2 separate regions of the Homo sapiens genome follow, and region 1 is linked to region 2. Evidence: read pairs that join two places in POLR2A ChIA-PET (ENCODE). Cell type or tissue: HCT116. All regions are shown on one strand. Each heading gives the region's core, and the rest is flanking DNA. Links, peaks and the distances in the headings are about the cores only.

What was found. ChIA-PET counts read pairs that join two places held together with the same protein. Peaks named below come from ENCODE experiments on the same cell type or tissue, not always from the same donor. Only the 100,000 strongest peaks of a DNase experiment are listed, where the experiment ranks them.
Region 1: POLR2A ChIA-PET joins it to region 2 with 8 read pairs; 4 of 35 experiments call an interaction of 5 or more read pairs at or near these places.

The regions. Positions count from the first base shown.
Region 1 is chr10:4,680,470-4,684,866 of GRCh38, reverse strand. All of the region lies in intron 3 of LOC105376373 (a long non-coding RNA gene), which reads right to left. Among named protein-coding and RNA genes, the nearest start is that of MANCR, 4.6 kb to the right of the region's middle. In HCT116, for the core only: a CTCF peak has its summit at 453; no DNase peak of the experiment used is centred there.
Region 2 is chr10:4,731,589-4,735,985 of GRCh38, reverse strand. The region is part of intron 2 of LOC105376375 (a long non-coding RNA gene); the gene reads left to right. Among named protein-coding and RNA genes, the nearest start is that of MANCR, 56 kb to the right of the region's middle. In HCT116, for the core only: no CTCF peak of the experiment used is centred there; a DNase peak (open chromatin) is centred at 2,279.

The DNA.
Region 1 (4,397 bases), core at 309-4,308, 51 kb after region 2:
GTTATTCTTCCAATGAAAGATCACTTGATAGAGATACCTATAAAATGTTTTCCTCTTGCTACAAAGAGTCACAGCTGGCTTTGTCTCCCAATCCCTGCTGGTATTTTTCCATTCTTTTTAAATAGAACTATAAAGAATACCTAGCATTTCTACTGATGCTATTGTTTACATTAAAAGAAATTAGAATGTCTAAATGGAATGCCAGAGACTCCTTCAAGTAAAATTATATTATTGTATTCATGTATTCATTCATTCACTCAACAAACACTGATTGTGTCACTGGCATGAGTCACATGGTATGGTAAGTGCTCATGCTTGAAGATGGATTAAGATGCAATCTCTATTGTAAAACAAACTATTGTCTGAATGGGAGTGGGGCTATGGTAGCCCAATTTTTTCTTTTTTGCAATGATCCAGGTAGAAGAGTCCTGGAGACAGAGTAGTCATTAAGTCAGCCCTCTCTTCTCTTCTTGAAAGCCCCTCAACCAAGTAGGTAGTACTCTCATGTAGCCACTTGGTGACGTTTGATCTGATTTGTGTCCCTTTTTTTGCCCCTTTTCAGTACTGGCCCATACTCCTTCAAAGTCACCCAGACCCTCCTTTCAGCCATCTGTTAAGGTTACAAAGCAATTCAATCACTCCTTCATGTAGTGACTGTCAAAGATGGTTGTGTTACATGTCATAAATTTAACCATTATTAAGGACTCCCAAAGTGCTGTGCTGAGCCTCAACCAGGTACTTTTAGTGATGCAAACTTGGAGGCTCCTGGAAGACAGTCAATAAAATAATTTTAGATGAGGGGAGACTCATTCTAAACATGATTCATCCCTCAGTACCACGGTGGTAATCTGCCTTTAGGAATCAAGTAATGTCTCATTGAAATTTGAGGACAACGCCGGGATCATTGGCTTATGCCTGTAATCCCAGCACTTTGGGAGGTCGACGCTGGCTGATCGCTTGTGCGCAGGAGTTCAAGACCAACCAGGGTAACATGGTGAATCCCGTCTCTACAGAAAATACAAAAATTAGCCAGTCATGGTAGCATGCACTTGCAGTCCTAGCTACTCAGGGACTGAGGAGGGAGGAGCACTTGAGCCCAAGAAGTTGAGCCTGCAGTGAGCCATGATCATGTCACTGAACTCCAGCCTGGTGAACAGAGCAAGAGTCTGTCTTAAAAACAAAAAAGAAATAAAAGAAAGAAAAAGAAAATTGAGGTTAAATGAATACTATATTGATCCCAATAGTTATTCTTAAAGGTACTGTCTTTCAATATCCTCACCCATCTAATCCATAATGTTTTCTCCTCTCTTTCAAGCATCATTTAAAGTATTTCTTCAGTTTCCAGGGGGCAAAAAGATTACTGAGACTGCTCTGAAGTCCAATAATCATAAACAAAAATACAAGAGTGGCATCACTGCTAGGCAAAATTTATATCCAATAAGGAGACTCAGGCTTTCACAAAAGACAAATTCATGGCTTCCTGTTTTCAAAAAGGGAAGTGAGTAGGTAACTTTCTCTACAGGTGTGTGTCCAGCTGGACTTGAGAGAAGTGTAGCAACCAGGCAAGGGCCAGGGGATGGGGTAGAAACAGAAAGCCCCATTGTCTTCACCTTTGCCACCTCTTCTAATTGAGATCTAAAAATTCTTCTTTTCTCTCATTCACTTCTGGTAAAAAATCCACGTGCACCAGGAAGGCATGACACGTTGATGGAAGTAGCTCTTCATACTTCAGTGTGAATTTAAAAAGCTGATTAAAAATTTAACAAAAGGAAAGAATAAGTAGGGAAGTGCTGGTCATTTGACAGGAGGATACTCCCTGGTAAAAAAGAAGCTTATGGGTATAATAATAAGTGGCATTCACGACAAAACACACAGGGAAGTTGCTTAAGAGCCACCTAGCTCATTTGAACAACAACTCAAAGATCATATTAAATGGTAAGCAGAAGACATTTAATTCCTTACTCGAACAAAAGCTAACATGGCCCATATTTATTTACATGCTTGTACTGCATTTCCAAAATGATAAAAATATTCCCCTTTTGTTGTCAAGATATGAGTGCTTGCATTCAAAACAGGCTTAATGCCTATCAGTCCATTGAAGCTCATTAGCCAAGAGATGATTACTACCTTAACACGAACGATGTATATCTTAGCATGCTTTATTCAGCTAAAAGGAGTTTTAATCCTCATGCATTCTGACTATGATCTGATAAAAGTTTAATGATACATTAGAGCAGATGCTTTAGATTTATTTCTATGAATACCAAAGCAAGCCTTGGTTGAAATAATCTAGCCATTATCTTTTTGGGTCTTACATAGTTTTCCATGACTTATGTTATTATTTCTGTGTTTTTGCAGTTATCAGCAGAAAGTAGTTCCCATAGCTTTAGAATTGGTTATTTGTGTTTGTTGTTGGCCTTAAAATACTGTATTAATTCACATAGGGACACAGACAGATGTATGTTTGGATGTTGAGCTGTAATTTTTCATGAGCTGTTACAATAGAGTCTCATGGCTTCCGCTCGAACTTCATTTCCCTCTTCACAGTTAAAGTGAATATAAAACAAACACAAATGCTTATGTGCAGCAATTTTCTCCCACAAATAGGTCTGCAGTTATCTCATCAGGAAGATATATTGTATTTAAGCCTTTATTTGCCCTCTTTCACACCCAGTCAAGGTGGCTTAGGGAGTATCATTTTATCAAGTAGAATTAGAAGCACTTGGTAAGTTGCTCATCTTATGTATAAACCTGAAATTAACCTGTCGAATAGAAAATAATGAGAAACTGATTCAGTTCATCTGATGCTTATTTCTTGTGACTAACCTATCATTTAAAAGAACTAGTAAAACAGACATTTTTGGCCTGAGTTAGCTATATATTTACAATGGTTTTCTATTTCTTTTTGCACTTAAATATTTAGTTCCCTTACCTTTAAAATAGAATGTATTTTAAGAAATATTCTGGGAATGAAATGTAGAAATAACATATTATATACACTTCTGTACTTCTGCTGAAGTTTATAATATTCTGCTTCTTAAATACGGTTTATTATTTTATAATGTTGTTATTTTCACATGTATATTTTACGTGTATATCATGATAGTGTTTTGTGGATAAAAGCCAACATTGCATTCATTTGGGATCCTTCTATCACAAATAGCACAGCACATAATCAGTATATAGTAAATATATAAATAAAATTTATAAAAAATATATTATCCTGTGTAAATATTATATGCTAGGTTCTGAATAAATAAAAAATACAATATTCAAACTGAAAACTGAATGATGACATTCATTAACTGTCTTGCTTTTGAATCCATAAACAAACAATTTATCTGAAGACGTTAGGTGATGGCCGGCCCTAGGGCCGTGACTTGCAGAGTGTCCTTCTTTGAGAGACTTTCTCATTGGAAGCCCAAAACACTGTCCAGGGAAATCAGAGGCCACACCCAGGTCCTCAGAGGCAGACATAATGATCTCTCTGTTAACTATGCATTATAGCCATTGTACCTACTCCTAATATTTTTGTGAAATTTATTTGAATGATCGATGAACCTTTCAGCAAAACCCAAAGAAAAGAGAGAATTCAATTTCTAAAGGAAAATCATACAAGAGAAAATAATTTAGAAATATTTAACAAGATGTATTTACCTGACTCTTAAACTCAGACCTGAAAAGAAGAAACACTCAGGTTTTTTAGTTCAGATGCTTTGGGGGAGCACATACACTAAAAAGTCACATACTGTTTTGAGATAACTTTGATCTCATCAGAAAAACATTTGGTGCCGGGAGCGGTGGCTCACGCCTGTAATCCCAGCACTTTGGGAGGCCGAGGCGGGCGGATCACAAGGTCATGAGATCGAGACCATCCTGGCTAACACGGTGAAACTCCGTCTTTACTAAAAATACAAAAAATTAGCCGGGCGTGATGGCGGGAGCCTGTAGTCCCAGCTGCTCCGGAGGCTGAGGCAGGAGAATGGTGTGAACCCGGGAGGCGGAGCTTGCAGTGAGCCGAGATAGCGCCACTGCACTCCAGCCTGGGTGACAGAGCGAGACTCGGTCTCAAAAAAAAAAAAAAAACCTTTGGGAGAACGTAGCTTCTTCTTGTTCATAGGCTTGTTCAAAAGCTTTTGCTAATGATAAGTGAAAAGCAGTATACTTGATTATTATTTAAACCTCTAGCATGCCTTAAGACAAAATTAGCAATGGGGTAGTGAGGTTGTGAAGTGGCAATGGAGGTGATGCTGGTAGAAGAAGTAAAGGAGAGGAACGAGAGGAAGAGAAATGGTTAATGTGTAATGAGCACATATTTTCTGATGGTCATTGTCGTGCTAATTTAGTCCTCCCTGCCATCCTGTGCGATAGGTTCTTACTTTTGTTATCTTCAATTA
Region 2 (4,397 bases), core at 219-4,218:
CTGTCTCTACTGAAAAACAATACAAAAAAATTTAGCCCAGTGTGGTGGTGGGCGCCTGTAGTCCCAGCTACTCGGGAGGCCGAGGCAGGAGAATGGCATGAACCCAGGAGGCAGAGGTTGCAGTGAGCTGAGATCGCACCACTGCACTCCAGCCTGGGCAACCCAGCGAGACTCCATCTCAAAAAAAAAAAGAAAGATATTATGCCAAACACAACCGTGTTCAAAACTGATTGCACAGCAGAAAAAAAATGTTACTGAACGCAAAAACTTATTTCAGCTGATTTTGGCTTTCAGGATGATATTGTGATTCCTATCAGGCAGGTGGCTTTTAGAGGAAAACGTTTCTAGTTTTGAGTTTGGAATTGTATGTAGCTACCTCCTTCCTAAGTGACTTGAAACAATAGAGCAAGAGTTTTCACTGACTGGAGCCAGTTCAGAAGAAAGTGTGGAGTTGTCCTAAAAGAAGAAAATATGATATTTGAAGAGCAGCAGGGAGCAAAGGGCCCAGAAATGGATGAAAGGCTTTGCCCCCTGGGGAGGAGGTCCATCAGCAGGACACTCTGTGAAGTGACTGGGGCTTTAGGTGCAGGCCACATAAGAAACTGTTGAACTGTGACACAAACTGTTTCATTACAGCAAAGTTCAGTAAAGATGTGTAGCACGCAATGTCCTCAAGCCTTTGGCATTGTGGAAAATTATTAAAAGGTGGTTACATCTTACATTTGGGTTTACTTATAAGATGGGCTACAATAAGCAGCTAGATAATTCAGCTGCAAACTGAAAGAGGAAGGAAGGAGGGAGGGAGGGAATGAGAGAAGGAATGAAGGAATGAGGGAAGGAAGGAATGAAAGAGGGAGGGAGGGAAGGAGGGAATAAGGCAAGGAGGCAAGGAGGGAAGGAAAAAAGGAAGGAAGGAAGGAAAAAGAAAGGAGGCAGGGAGGGAAGGAGGAAGAAAAAAATATAAATCAAAGATGACTATGAGAATCTCTACAGTCTATATTAAATTTTCCATAATAGGTGGGGGCTTATGCAGGTGTGTGTGTGTGTGTGTGTGTGTGTGTGATATTAAATAAGAAGGAAAGCCCAGATTAAAGGACTTGGAGACACATAGGTTATATTAAAATTTAACAACATGAGCTTGAACTATGGGAAGCAAGTATTCCATTTATTCAATCATCTGTGTAAATAATTTTAGGCACAACGTTAGGTTCTGGGGGACAGAGATATTAATAAAATGGTCTCTTTATCCTGGGTGTTATTTTTATTTATTTATTTGTTTATTCACTTTATTTATTTATTTATTTATTTATTTATTTGAGACGGAGTCTCGCTCTATCTCTGAGCCTGAGTGCAGTGGCGGGAACTTGGCTCACTGCAACCTCCACCTCCCTGGTTCAAGCGATTGTCCTGCCTCGGCCCCATGAGTAGCTGGGACTGCAGGCGCGCACCACCACGCCCAGCTAATTTTTTTGTATTTTTAGTAGAGACGGGGTTTCACCATGTTGGCCAGGATGGTCTCAATCTCTTGACCTTGGGATCCGCCTGCGTTGGCCTCCCAATGTGCTGGGACTACAGGCGTGAGCCACTGCGCCTGACCATGATTAATGAGTTAAGAAACAAAGTAGAAAGAAACCTTACATTTGGCGCAAGTAATGTGAACAAGCATACACTAGGTGAAACTTCCGAATATTCACAGTTATAATAGTTAAAACAAAAAGCAAAACTACGGAAATATAACAGCCATTTTAAGTTCACCGATAGGATGCAATTCTATCTGGAAAAAGATTCTTTCCATTATCTGGCAATCAAATGTCATTCAAAGACATCAGAAACTCTTGTAGACTCCTTGCCTTGCTTTTCCTGGATTTAAAAATCCTAGAGCTATTCTCACAGACCGTATGGGTCAGGGCTCCACACAAAACATAGCATTTTCCACCCTGGAAACTTCGCAATGGAAACTTTGCAAAGTTCGGGGTGGAGCTAAGGGAAACAAACAGGAGACACAGGAGGAACAGAAGCCAGGACTCTCAGGGAGTTATTGCCACTGCCCTGCCTCATGGGGCAAAAAGAGGTGGTTTCCAGAGCCCAGAAAAGGGCTGCAGTGTAGAAGTGTGTCACTGGACAAGGCCTGTGCCTTCTGCCAGTCAGACCCCCAAACCTCCTGAACCCAAGATCATGGGAAAGGGAAGCAAAATTTTTTTTTTCAAAATTTATCATTGTTTCCTTGGTTCCTAGACCTATTGACCTCAGGTATGACTAAGAGGTGGCACCAAACATTGCCTTCCGGTTTCATGCTTTACTGTGACCTTGCAGGGCAGTGCCTTAACAATGAAGGTGCCGTCTCCCAGCTAATGACTTAGCTGAGTCTTCAATAGGTCGTTCTCCATGTTGTGTTGCAACGTGGTGGGGCACATGGTCAACCACTGAATTTATATTTGTCTCAGGCGTCTACGGGTTGTCTGGGAAATTCTGCTGCTCTGAACTAGAACTGGCCAATCTCAGCTGGGCACTTATTCACCTGTGGCCAGCTCATGAGCAGGCTGGGAGCTGGCTGGCCTAGAATATTCCCAGCTGAGACAACCCAGTTTTTCTCCACCCATCTCATCCTCCAGGGGCTGGTCCAGCCTGTTCTCCTGGTTCTCAGAAATAGTGTGCCTGGGTTCTCAGAAAGAGTGTGCATGTTGTCAAGTCTCTTCTTGCAGCATGTTTTTTGCTGTCCCACAGGCAAAAGCAAGTCTCATAGCCAACCCAGAATCTATGTGGGAGGAAACTAGGAATGGGCGTGGAGACAGGGAGAGGTGGAAAATGAAGAACTTTAGTGCAATCTACCAGAGGTACGCTGGCCTCAAAACATAAGTTTGAAGGTGCTCCTTTTTAATTATTTTCTGGATGAGTTTATGAAACATTGTTTTCAGTTATTTCCTAAATGCTTAGAAGAGTTTCTCAGCAAAGTCATTTATGCCCAGATTTTCTCTTTTGGCATAGTTTCAATTACATTTAATCAATTACAGAATCAATTTGTTTAATAGCTAAACAATAATTTTAAGGTTCTCTTTCTAGTCTCAGTTTTGGTAAATTTGTATTTTTTAATCAAACTTATAATGTATTTTTTTCAATATTTGTCATAATGTGATGTTTTTATGTATGTGGGATTTGTAATCAGCCTTTTGTGATTCTTGATTTTTTTTTATTTGAAACAGAGTCTTGCTCTGTTGCCCAGGCTGGAGTGCAGTGGCGTGATCTTGGCTTACTGCAACCTCTGCCTCTTGGGTTCAAGTGATTCTCGTGCCTCAGCCTCCAGAGTTACTGGGACTACAGGCACCCACCACCACACCTGGCTATTTTTTGTATTATTAGTAGAGATGGGGTTTCACCATGTTGGCCAGGCTGGTCTCAAACTCGTGACCTCAGGTGATCCTTCCACCTCGGCCTTCCAAAGTGCTGGGATTACAGGTGTAAGCCACCATGCCCAGCCGATTCTTGATATTTTTAATTTGTGTTTTCTGTGTTATTTCTTGCTAGGATTTTATCAGTTGTGTTAATTTTTTAATATTTGGCTAAGAGGTAGTGCCATAAAATATAAAAGCAAGACATTCATACTGGGCAAGGAGCACCACCAGATTGTAATGAAGATCTGACATCTTTGAAAATAAAGTTAAAAATAAACAGTGAGATGGTTCATAATACACTGAACTATATCAGTAGCAAGGATGTGCACACGAGTTAAAATTTAATTCCTATGTGGAAATGTTGATGAATAAAAGAATATTGAACCTGGGGAAGCCCAGATCTGGGAATTCATGAAAACTATCTTCAAATAGTGGAGAGGCTGACATACGGAAGAGGGGTTAGTTTTTTTCTGTGCTTCCCCAAGAGGTTGGAGTAGGTAGGATTTACTAGTGAAAGTTATAGGGAGATGGATTTCAACTTCATTAAGGGAGACTATCATTGCTGTGCCAAGCAAGGATATCTTGGCTTAAGTTGTTCAAGGTGAAGCTGGATCCCTGCTTAGTGGAAATATACAGGGCTGTGGGTCTCAATATGTTCTCTCCCTGAGATCTTGCAGGAGTTCTGCGAGACCAAAATGTTTTTCAGAATTACACTGAGACCTCGTTTGCCTTTTGTGTTGCACTGATGGTGCACAAGCCATAGTGGAGAAAACTACGGATGGCTGAGCACAGATATGAGCAGCGGCATGAAACTACGTCAGCAGCGAGTTTTATTTTTATCCATTAGAACATTAAAAGGAATCAAGTGTTGACTTTATTTAAGAAACAGCACTAAAATAAATTAACTTACAATATCGACCCTTCAGTACACATCTTTTAAACATTCCTTGTGATAGCTGGGAAATATGCATACTTAGCTTCTGGAAGTCAAAGTATGATGATTATTTT